Linked DNA regions of Homo sapiens: regions 1 and 3 are each linked to region 2. A link is a contact called in ENCODE Hi-C or POLR2A ChIA-PET data. All regions are on one chromosome and are shown on one strand. Each heading gives the region's core, a stretch centred on a gene start or an enhancer-like site at or near the end of the contact. The rest is flanking DNA. Distances are from core to core; before and after follow the strand shown.

Region 1 (3,735 bases), core at 899-3,398, 620 kb after region 2:
TAAATACATAAGCCAGTAACATAGTTATTTATTATCATTATCAGATATTACATGCTGTACATAATCACATTTGTTATATTTTATAGAAGGCCAGCATAGTAGGTTGGTATACACCAGCATTACCACAAAAACCTGAGTAATGCATTGTACTACAATGTCATAATGGCTATGATGTCACTAGATAGGAATTTTTCAGCTCCATTATAATCTTGTGGGAGCATCATTATATATGTAGTTCATCATTGACCAAGACGTTATTATGTGATGCAATTTATACATAAATGCTTACATCTTTTTAAAAAAATGTAACTTAGCAGTATATCTTAAAGATTGTTCACTGCAGAAACTGTGGTTTCATTTATTTATAGCTGTATGGTATTCTGTAGTATGGATGTGCATGCCTACAATCTCCTGTCTGTAATTCCTAAAATTAAAAACAAAACAAAACAAACCTCTGTGAACCAAATAGCAAACTCATTTGGTGGCAAAACGTGACTTAGACTGATACAAGGACTGATATATAAGGTTCAATGCCCCATATGAGCTTTCTAAATTTCAAAACATTCTGACATGCAAACCACATCAAAACCCAGGGTTTCAAATAAAAAATTGTGGAGCTGAACTGTAATTCATTTAACTAGACCCTTGTTGACTGGCATTTGGATTTCTAAAAGTACTTTTTGCTATTACAGTGTGGTAGTAAATAATGTTGTATGTCACTTCACACCTGTAAAATAACATACATAGGATTAATTTCTAGAATTGGGATTTCTAGGTCAAAGAGTAAATGCATTTGCAATTTTGACATATTTGGCTAAATTATCCTCTGTAAAGGTTTTATATCTTCTCACCCCTCATAAGCTTATTCCCCCAACATTCTTCTTTTTCAGTCTTTCCATTTGAGAGGAGTAAGCATCTTTTCATACTTTAAATGGCTACATTCAGTTCATTTTCTGTGAGCTGTTCGTTTATTTATTTTGCTCATTTTTTACATTGGATTGTTGAAGTTTTTTTTAGTGATTTGTCAGAGTTCTTTATGTATAAAGGAAATGAATCCCTTGTGATACAATCTGCAATTTTTTTCTAGTTGACTTGCTTTCAACTTACTTGTGGTGGCTTTTGCTGTTGGGTTTATTTGTAGACTTATTTATTTATTTGTTTTCTCTCTCTGCAGACAACTTTCCTTCAGACTATGTGTTTTTTTAACTCCATATGTGGCATAATCTATTCTGATTTTTCTAAAGAAAGAGAAAGAAGTAAAGGATGCAGGGCAAAAAGCTATCCATATGATTTAGGTCTTAGGAGACTCAGGAAATTGATAGGCAACATTGAACATTTTAAATTCAGCACTTACTAAGGGTTTTGTGTTAAGTTTTTGTATCTATCTATAACAATAGCAACTTTCATTAGTGCATAGTACAATAATAGAATATATATATCTTAAAAACAATTTTGTTTTTTGTCTCAGTCAGAAAGCACAACCGTGTGCACAGTCACCTAACCATGTCTATTCCCTGTCTCTTGCTTTCCTTTTTCAAAGCATGTTTTGCTCTGTGGGTGTGCATGCCTGTGCGTGTGTTTTGTTTTTAAAGACATTGCTCATGTGCATAGTGCAAAGGTCATTAAAGAGAAAATTTGATTAGTTATTAAGTATGTTGTAAATATATTGGTATTGAAGACTATTTATTATATTTCCAAAGAAAAGATAAATGTTTCAAATACTTTAAGATAAAGAAGACTTCTGTTGAAATCCCCAATTAACTTTAAACTTTTCAAATCAGCAATCAGAATGAAAGGTGGTTAACCATCTGACATTTTGGCAATCTTGTGACATATACCGTAGTAAAGGCCAAAAAAACTGGAATTGAGTTTCATGAGAGGGAACAGATTCTAAGATTCGAGTGCAGAGGTGCCTGCATTATTCGAGTGCAGAGGTGCCTGCATTATTGTGGCTCTATTTGCTGTCTATTTCACTTGCCTATGCTTTGGGCCAGTGTAGGCCTCTTCTCTTTTCACTTTAAGCCTGTGGTTAATTTTCAAGTAAGAGGGCCCCATGGGGTGAGGCCCAGAGGAGGCGAAGGCTGGGGGTAGGTCAGGCGGGGGCGGGTGGGGGGGGGCCTGCAGACCACAGCCTCTGTTTATCCGCAGTGCAGGTGCAAGGCAGTGGCGGGAAGGCGGTGCCCCTGGGACTTCTCCCAATCAATCACCCCACCTAGGCCACCGGGTGGCCCCTTGGGGCTGCCTCACACAAAGTGCAGCCTTTCTCTGACATCCCAAACAGGCAGAGAGGCCAGAGTTCACAGAGAGCAGGGCTTTCACTACTTGGCTGTTTTTAAAATGTAGTCAAGTTAAACTGCAGGGAGAGTCCCAAATGGTAAAAATCTAAATAGTCTCACTTTCAGTCCATCTCCCTGCTCCCTGGAGCTGCTCTGACCTTACCTTCGATTTCCTGTCTTGAGCCTCCCCTCTCCATTTGAGGGGGTCACTGTTGTTTTTTCCCTCCTGTGAAACTCCTGCTTAGCTTCCAGCCTTTGGAGAAAGTGCTTAATATTTTCAGCAGTGGAGACTTCCTTTGCAGGCTTCAGAAAGACAATTTTCTTCGGGGAAGAAAGAAAGTGAGACCATAGCCAATGCAGCAGCTGACAGCCTCTAGCCAGACAGATGTTAGAGGAGGCAGAAGTGAGGAAAGATACAATATACTTTGGGGAATTTGTTAATCTGAAATTATTAATTATACTCTTGCTAAAGGCATTGTATTAAAAATCGGGCAACAAGAGAAAGAAGTAGAGATGCAGTTTCTACAATTCAGTTCACAATATACTTGAAAAGATCAAATAATGGCACATCAAAAGTAGAAACAGTAAATGGGTTAGCTCGGGGTTTAAATCCTAGTGCTGCTAGTTCATAGCTATATGACCCTGGCAAATTGCTTAACCTCTCTGAGCCTCTATTTTCTCATGAGTAAAGTGGAGATAGTGAGAGTATATACCTCCTAGGATTGCCCTGAGGATTAAATGAGATAAGTATGTAAAGTGCATGTCACTGGACTTGGCCTTCAGCAAGACTTAGTGAATGTGAGTGTTCATTGGTACAAACTCTGTATATGTTACAAGAGTACACAGTAGGACTCCTAGGAGTTCAGAAACGGGCAGGGCCCCCGTGGCTGGGATGATCAGAGAGAAGCTGCCACGAGGGGAGAAAGATTTGGCTTGAGTCAGAGAAAAGTAAAAGAACTTATATATGTGGAGGATTTTAGCTGAGGGGATGGCAAGTGGGTGGTACTGAGGCTCCCACGGCCTCCCCATTTTATGTGAACAAGATGAACTTCACTATTATCATGTTATATATTGGGGGGCCAGGGTCTTCCAAGTAAGACTTGGTGTGAAGAAGCTTTTTGTTCACACACACACACACAAATTGAAAACCAATGACTTGCTTAAAGGCAACTGGTGGATGAGACAAGAGCAGTATCTGAAAAGAAGATTTACATTCCCTAATGTGCATTTGTTCAGGGAGTCATTTGATAAACTTACCGAGGACCTCTTATGTTCTAGGTAAGAGGTGGAGGACACAAAGATCACTGAGATACTGTGGCTCCTGCTCCCGGCTTCTACTCGTGGGACAGTCAGCCACTTAAGTGAACATAAGATGAGCAAAGGGTGCCTGGGGCCATCACACTGAGCAAAGAGCCATCGGGGCCATCACATTTGCCAGGAGCACAAGGGTGGAAACTGA
Region 2 (3,701 bases), core at 763-3,262:
TGTTTCTCCATCTTTAACTGTGTTGTTTTAGGTCCTCTTGGGTAAAGCCCCGTCAACTCAATCCCCAGGTTTTTTGGGCCATAATGATGCCCCTGAGGTTTGTGCTCCCGGAATGCCCCAGAGCTGGAAACTAGGCAGCTTTTGCACATAAAATTACTTTATTATAAAGGTTTCCCACTAATACATACTAACAAGTATGAGATATTGATTTTAAAAACTTTGTTTTAACCAAAGAAAATAACAGAACAATGCCTTATAAGCCAATATTTAAATAAAACAGAGCATTATGAAATATTTTATTTTTATTTGTTGGTAATTATATCTGGATGGCTCATGAAATTACTGTAACATCCTTGATTTTATTGTTCCCTCAGGAATTTCCTCTCTATTTTAAATAAAATGTGTTTTATGCACTGAGTACATTTAGTATCTCCACTCTGTTAGACAATTACAACACTGTAGATACACAGAGCTATGCAATGTGCCTATTTTAACTATAGATTAGCTTCCTAGGAAGAACAGTGTTGGTATCCTTTGCCATTTAGAGTCAAAAGGAGTCTGATGGCAGTTCTTTACAGTGACTGTTGAGATGACTGAATCTTCCTGAGCCAAGTCTTCACATCTCTATTTTGTTGTTTTAATTTGAATAACTATGAAAAGATTGATTTTTTTTTTTTTTTTTTTTTAGGACAGGGTCTCACTCTGTCACCCAGGCTGGTGTGCAGTGGTGCGATCATGGCTCACCGCAGCCTCCATCTCCCTGGCTCAGGTGATCCTACCATCTTAGCCTCCCAAGTAGCTGGGACTACAGGCTCCCACCACCACCCCCGGCTAATTTTTGTATTTTTTGTTAATCCTCCCACCTTGGCCTCCCAAGGTGTTAGGATTACAGGTGTGAGCCACTGTGCCCAGCCAAAAAAGACTGAAATCTTTTATTTCTGATGGAGACCTCAAAGAGCTCACTGCATAGGACTGACCCCAGGTTGCCTTTATATTTCCTGCATTTTTCTCCTGTTGCTCTTCAGAGAAGCTGTATGATATAAATGAATGAATGAATGTGTGTGTGTGTACACACACATATATCTCCATTCAAAAGCTATAGCACATGCATGTTTGTGTGTATGTGTATATATGTGCATGTATATAAGTATATATGCATACACACATATACACACACACAAAGGTACAGAAAATATATATCTTGTGACTAAAATTCCCTGAACTACCAGTAACTCCAGAAATTCTATTCTGGAAAACAATGGCTAACATCTAATTCATTATCTTAGAATTATCACAAAAGGAATATGAAAATGTGGTTTCTAGTGCAATGCAGTTAAGATAGGTATTCTTGTAGGCCATGGTTCCAAGAAATTTGTTTGACAACTGTACTGAGTAGTATATTTCTCCACTTCCTTTATTTTTTTCCCTTACCTTTTTTGAAAAAAAAAAAATGAAGAAAAATGTGTTCCTCTTTCAAGTTCTTTTTCTCTCCTGGCTTATACAGTATGTTACCAGCAGAACTTTCTCTAAAATGAAAGGAAGTCATTGCTAAGAAGAGACAAAAAGTTAACAGGATTAAGGGAGTAAAAAGGCACATGGAATTTCTGGGTGTGTCCAGAATCTGAGAAGATTTGAAAAGAGGAGCAGAAAGAATTTTTGTATTTTAGAAGTTGAGGGGCCCTCCTGGCCTAGTTTGAAAAACACAATCAGATACAATTTGAAAAAAGTCCAACAAAATCTAGTGGGAAGATAAGCTAGAATCTTGTTACAAAAAGTGTCACGGGCCTTGGTTGTATATTTTAAATGAACTTCTTAATTTCATATCAAAATGCGTAGATACCTCCTGACCCCCATTCTTGCCCTCCTCCATTTCCCTGTTAAATCCTGACCTTTCTCTGTAGACCTTCCCATTTCCACCCTGGAGGTCTGGCTGTCAGGACTACTCTCAGGTTGCCTGGGTCTCCACGGTGGCACCCATTAGCCGTGTTGCTTCTGGGCAGGGCATCTGTTTCTGTGCAAAGAGAAAATGCTAGGGTGAGTCACCAGTCCTTCTCTCCTAACAAAAAAGCATTGTACTGTACAGTTTGATTTCGGCTCTTGTGTGCAACTTGTGATTGCAAACTAATGGGGACATGAGGCACAGCTCCAGTGACACACCTCTCAGGTTGCATTATAATGATCTGATTGGGATGTACCCCATTAGACCGTGAGATCCTTTAAGCCTAGGATGCTTTTATTTTTGTGTTCCCAGCCCTAAGCACACTGTGCCTAGCTCAGGGTAAGCACTAAACAAATGTTTCTTGATGAGAATGCTACAGGAGGAAGGGAAGGGTTGTACTCTACACAAAGAGCGGAAAAGCTACCCTTTAAGAAAGAGACTCATCTTCGCATGGCCTGCAGAGGGCGCTCTTGCATCATAGCTATACCATGCATCCTTTGCCCATCACTGGTTTCCTTGAGCAGTACCTTTTTGGTAAAACCACAGGTGTGAGACTTTGGAAATTTAGACTTAAACCTGCCCAAACACATTAGAATATCATCAGTTGCACAGAACAAATCCACATTACAATTATTCCAAAGGGACAAGAACATTCCAGAATTTGCTTAAAGAATACTAAGCCATGACATCTCAGAAAGTCAAACCTAAAGAAGAAAAATTGCCTGGTTAGTCTTCCGGGAAATGTTAATAATTCTTAAATTTGGAAGGCTCCTTATACTCACTTGATGAGCCAGTTCATCTAATCCAACTACCTCATTTCTCAGATGAGGAAACTGAAGTTTATAAAATTCCTCAAGGTGATGTATCTACAGAAAAATTATACTCTCAATTCAGGCTTTAGATGTGTGTTGAAAACATGGCAAGGTGTCCATTTGGAAAAAATGCACCTAGAGCTTTCTCTCTCTCTCCCTCTCCTTATTTAAATAGAAAGATTTAAAAATAAAAATATGGCCAGGCATGGCATCTCATGCCTGTAATCCCAGCACTTTGGGAGGCCAAAGTGTCAGGAATGCTTGAACCCAGGAGTTCGAGACCAGCCTGGGCAACATAGCGAGACCCAGTTTCTACAAAAAATTAAAAATTAGCCAGGTATAGTGGCATGTGCCTATAGTCCCAGCTACTCAGGAGCCTGAGGCAGGAAGATAGCTTGAGCCTAGGAGGTCAAAGCTTCAGTGAGCTGTGATCACACCACTGGACTCCAGCCTGGGCAACAGAATGAGATCCTGTCAAAAAAAAAAAAAAAAGTACTGTAGTAACTGCTGAATAAAATACATAAGACTGGAAAGACACTATTTTAATGGTGAATCTGGACAGCACTCCAAGGGTACATTTTAACAGGTTGGAAGTAGGCTTTTAACATATTATGGGGGGGATCAACTGAGTAATAAATAACACAGAATTAAAAAGTGTTGGTTAGCCAAACTGACCATCAAATTGAGAGCCAAAAAGCCATTAAGTTATGATTCTGGACAAGGCTCTGATTGCCACAGTTCAGAAAAGTTATTTGACATCTTTTTCACATTGTTAAGCTTAAAAAACAAACCCAAACTCAAATCCCCAAACCCTCAAAGCATCAAGTGCTTGAAGCATTTCTAATATACCTTCCGCATCAACCCTCACCTCCTTCTTGTTTCAGAGAAACCATGATCCTCCTCCAGGCTGGTTCTTAATCAGCACCCCCTCCCTTCCCTGGGTGCCTCCC
Region 3 (3,975 bases), core at 610-3,109, 540 kb after region 2:
GAAGAAAGTTTATCAAGCAGGAAAGAGTGATCTGCTGGGTTAAATGCCGCTTAATGGTAAATATTGAGTGTCAACTTGATAGGATTGAAGGATGCAAAGTATTGTTCCTGGGTGTGTCTGTGGGGATGTTGCCAAAGGAGATTAACATTTGAGTCAGTGGACTGGGAGGCACAGACCCCACCATCAGTCTTGGTGGGCACAATCTAATCAGCTGCCAGCACAGCTAGGATAAAAGCAGGCAGAAGAATGTGGAAGGACTAGACTGGCTGAGTCTTCTGGTCTCCATCTTTCTCTTGTGCTGAATGCTTCCTGCCCTCAAACATCAGACTCCAAGTTCTTGGACTCTTGGACTTACACCAGTGGTTTGCCAGGGGCTCTTGGGCCTTTGGCCACAGACTGAAGGCTACACTGTCAGCTTTCCTGCTTTTGAGGTTTTGGGACTCAGACTGGCTTCCTGGCTTCTTAGCTTGCAGATGGCCTATTGTGAGACTTAACCTTGTGATCATGTGAGTCAGTTCTCCTAACAAACTCCCCTTCATACATTCATCTGTCCAATTAGTTCTGTCCCTTTAGAGAACATTGACTAATACAGTGTGACAGGTCAAGCAAGTGATAGGCTGAGAATTGACCTCTAGATAGAGCAAATTATTGGAGACTTTGATAAGAGCAGTGTCAGTTGAGTGGTGAAGGCAAAACCCTGAGACATGGGTTCAAAAGAGGATGGAAGGAGGAGAAATTGGGGCTGTACAGAACTGGGGCATAAAAATGGCCTATATCTGAAAATAACTCCAAAAATTTATTATTAAAATTAATTTCATTTGTTTCTTTTTAAATTTTTTTCATGTGGCTACTAGAAAAATTAAAATGACAGATGTGGCTCACATTATATGGCTACTGGACAGCACTGATATAAATTATGCTTTTCATAGTTTTATCATAAAGGGGACCAGAAGATGGGATGGTAGCTGGTGGTGAAGTGGGGTAAAGAGAAACTTTTTTCCCCTGAAATGGGAGAATTGCAGCATGTTTGTATGTGGGAATAATATAGTCAAAAGTAGAAGTTGATGATGCAGCAGAAGAGACAGGGGACAAATGATGTCCTGGAGTAGGTGAGTGCATTTGGGTTCCAGCGCATAGGTGGAGGGTGGCCGAAGGGTTATGGACTGTTCATACAGAGTGACAGGAGAGGAAGCAGAATGTGAGGTTTGCAAACAAAGGTGAGTATTTATGGACATGGGAGTGCTTGGAAGTTCCTCTTTTGTAATCTTAGTGACATAGGGAGCCAGTCTTCAGCTGAGAAAAGAGGATGGGGGAGGAGGTTCTCTTCTGACATACACTATAGACCACAGAATTTGGAAAAAAAAAAAAAAAGCTTGCTACTAGGTCACTTAGAAGACAAGGAGGGGACAATGTAGGGTGTAGGGTACTTCGGATTTGCTGGTGGTTCATTACCGGAAACAAAAAATGAAACAACCCATTGGAGACATGTTCCCACTCGGTCATCTTGTCTCCTTCGTTTCTTGGATCCCAGTTTTTTTGTCTGTCTGTTTATTTGTTTGTTTTATCAAAGCAGAAAATAAAAACTCCAATTCTCTCCTCCTCAGTTTGCTTGGTGTTCAACATAGTTCCTCCTGCTGCGGGCCAGCTTGGTTTCTTTAAACTTTAATTGCCACAAAAACGTTTGCACTCAGAGCCCTAAATCTTCCAAGTCCTCCTTTTGTGTTTCTTGTTTTCCTCCTCTTTTTCTGCCTTCAGGAAAGAAGTGAGATGATGATGGCTCTGTCTCAGCAGCTCTCGGGGGGACCTGCAGGCTGGGGAGGCAGCTTCTCTCTGCAATTTGGCCGCTCCTGGACTTGTTGCAGCCAGGCTTCAAAGAGAAACCACCGCTTCCTCCCCGAGCCCCACGCCAGCCTCAGAGGCAGCTGGGCCTATTGAAACATTCAAGTTTCACTTCAGGCTACTTTAAACATTTGCTTTATTCCAAAACAGCTAAACTTGGAGTTATTTTCAAATATAGGCCATTTTTATGCCCCAGTATATTGTGTGGTTTTGAAGGCTTTTTTCATATCATTAGCTGCAACCCCCAAAGGTTAAAAATAATGATTAAGTAAAATCTTTACACGGATTCCTCTGCTCCCTGGAGGGGACACTGGGCAGTGTCCAAACTGCCAGACAAGCCAAGCTGTGACAATAGTGACTTAGCTTGCGACTCTTAGGGTTGTCCAAATGATTATATTCTTGTGGGGAGGAACGTGAAAGGGGGCTGAAGAGAACAGTGTAAGACACAAATTTGGTTTGGGGTTTGGCGAGGATCAAGATTTTTAAAATGGCTCGTGTGCTGAATTCATTTTTTTTTTCTTGCTGTCTTAGAGTAACAATCACATAAACATACTCTGAGTTTATTTTCTGTGAAATAGTTGCAGTTCACCTTTCAGCTGATAAGCATCTGCCCCTAGAAAACCATAAAAAATGGAAGAGTTTACAAGAGGTTGTGAGTTGGCACAACCAGGCAGGGGAGGAGAAAGCACTTAGGACAAGTAAATATTTTACAGCACCTATATTTTCAGACTGTCGCTGCTTCCAAGGCCAGCCTCCTCTCGCTCCTGGCTCACTGCTCCTTTCCCTTACTTTTCCTGGGGCTTGCTTTCTTTCTGTCTTCTTATTTTTTTAATCTCAAAGTTAATATTTCCATTTAATTCTACCTGCTTCCTCCAGTAGTTAACATGCTAGTTAGCTATTTAAACATTTTATAGATTTCTCTGAGCTTGTCATAATTATTTTCTTGGCTGAGCCTTCTGGAGTCATTCCATGTCAGGAGACAGTCTGAAATAGAAAGACAGCAACTTTAGGGTGGGTGCAGCTGGGTTACACCTGTTGCTAAACAAAACAGGATTTATGAAAACATAAACTAAAACAAGTAAAGCAAATCAGAAAAAAAAGACAGTAAGCAGCCTGCCCTGGTAAATTGCATGCTTCTTTTACTGTTGTCCTCTTTGTGTGAGAGATTTGTTTGGGTTTTGGAAGGGACACTTCAATGCACAACCTCTGTAATCCTCAATAAATTCAGTTAGGGTGAAGCAAATCATACCAAGAGGAGGCTCCTAAGTCAAACAGAATGATTTTTTTTTTGGCGCTAAGGGGTGTTTGAATTTTGACAGCTTGTTCTACATTTTAACAATGGAAGCTATGATGGAACAAAACATATTTCTAGACATTGTTGCTTTTTATTTTTAGTGTAGGGTTAAGTGTTAGTGTTAAACATTTTTTGAAAATAAATAAATTTTCTCAATTTTTATAATGCTGAAAAATTAATGACCATATGGTAAAATACTCTGACTGTGGGTGGAATGCAAGGCATCGAAGGACATTACCTAATGGAGGTGGGCGTAGTTTTCCTTGACTCCATAAAGGATTTTAAAATCCAACTGGGCTTAATGTTCCATCTAAATCTGCATTCCATGGCATCATGTCGGTTCACCATAAAAATTAGAGAAAGTTTCTATTGATCAAGAAAGAAGAAAGAAAGAGAGAAAGAAAGAGAAAGAAAGAAAAAAGAAAAGGAAGAAAGAAAAGGGAAGAAAGAAAGAAAGAAAAGAGAGAAAGAAAGGAAGAAAGAAAGAAGGAAAGAAAGAAAGAAAAGAAAGGGAGGAAGGGAGGAAGGAAGGAGAGAGAAAAGAGACATAATTGCTCTATTGTGAAGATTAATCAACTTTATAAAGGAATAAAAATATTTCATAGGGACGTGGTAAAGATTCTTTTGTGAGGGTTTCCCACTTTCTGCTGGAGTGTATAGACCACTTAAGGTAGTCACATCAGGAAAGGGTGAGAACTTTGCCCTTGGACAACAAGAAGATTTTCTTTGCATTTTTTTCAAGAGGCCCAGTTTTTCAAGGGCCTATGACAAAAGTCTGGAGGTAATGAGAAAAGATGCAGACGTGATGATTAGAAAGCTGGTTCTCAGTGTTTGTTTAGTGA

The links. Hi-C counts contacts between places; a loop is a spot of excess contacts on that map. ChIA-PET counts read pairs that join two places held with the same protein, here RNA polymerase II (POLR2A). Pooled maps may share reads with other maps.
Region 1: a map of B cell shows a loop between it and region 2 (18-fold over the local background). The contact joins two enhancer-like sites. A Hi-C loop is called at or near these places in 1 of 168 maps with a recorded cell type or tissue (B cell), 3 of 37 single-sample maps with no recorded cell type and 8 of 50 pooled maps. POLR2A ChIA-PET finds 5 or more read pairs at or near these places in 2 of 52 experiments (PC-3 and activated CD4-positive, alpha-beta T cell).
Region 3: a loop to region 2 is called in a map of left cardiac atrium, with 3 times the contacts of the local background. The contact joins two enhancer-like sites. A Hi-C loop is called at or near these places in 23 of 168 maps with a recorded cell type or tissue (GM12878, GM13976, IMR-90 and 14 more), 5 of 37 single-sample maps with no recorded cell type and 12 of 50 pooled maps. POLR2A ChIA-PET finds 5 or more read pairs at or near these places in 3 of 52 experiments (CD8-positive, alpha-beta memory T cell, activated CD8-positive, alpha-beta T cell and activated T-cell).

The regions. Positions count from the first base shown.
Region 1 is chr13:50,592,408-50,596,142 of GRCh38, forward strand. No RefSeq gene overlaps it. Among named protein-coding and RNA genes, the nearest start is that of DLEU1-AS1, 67 kb to the left of the region's middle. RefSeq lists a silencer at 2,070-2,269 and an enhancer at 2,370-2,569. Within about 2 kb of position 2,149, at least 3 of the 41 ENCODE cell types and tissues checked have a DNase peak (open chromatin) inside an H3K27ac peak, as active enhancers do.
Region 2 is chr13:49,974,444-49,978,144 of GRCh38, forward strand. No RefSeq gene overlaps it. Among named protein-coding and RNA genes, the nearest start is that of MIR3613, 20 kb to the right of the region's middle. RefSeq lists a silencer at 2,250-2,544. Within about 2 kb of position 2,013, at least 5 of the 41 ENCODE cell types and tissues checked have a DNase peak (open chromatin) inside an H3K27ac peak, as active enhancers do.
Region 3 is chr13:50,510,857-50,514,831 of GRCh38, forward strand. All of the region lies in intron 5 of DLEU1 (deleted in lymphocytic leukemia 1), which reads left to right. Among named protein-coding and RNA genes, the nearest start is that of DLEU1-AS1, 15 kb to the right of the region's middle. Within about 2 kb of position 1,860, at least 33 of the 41 ENCODE cell types and tissues checked have a DNase peak (open chromatin) inside an H3K27ac peak, as active enhancers do.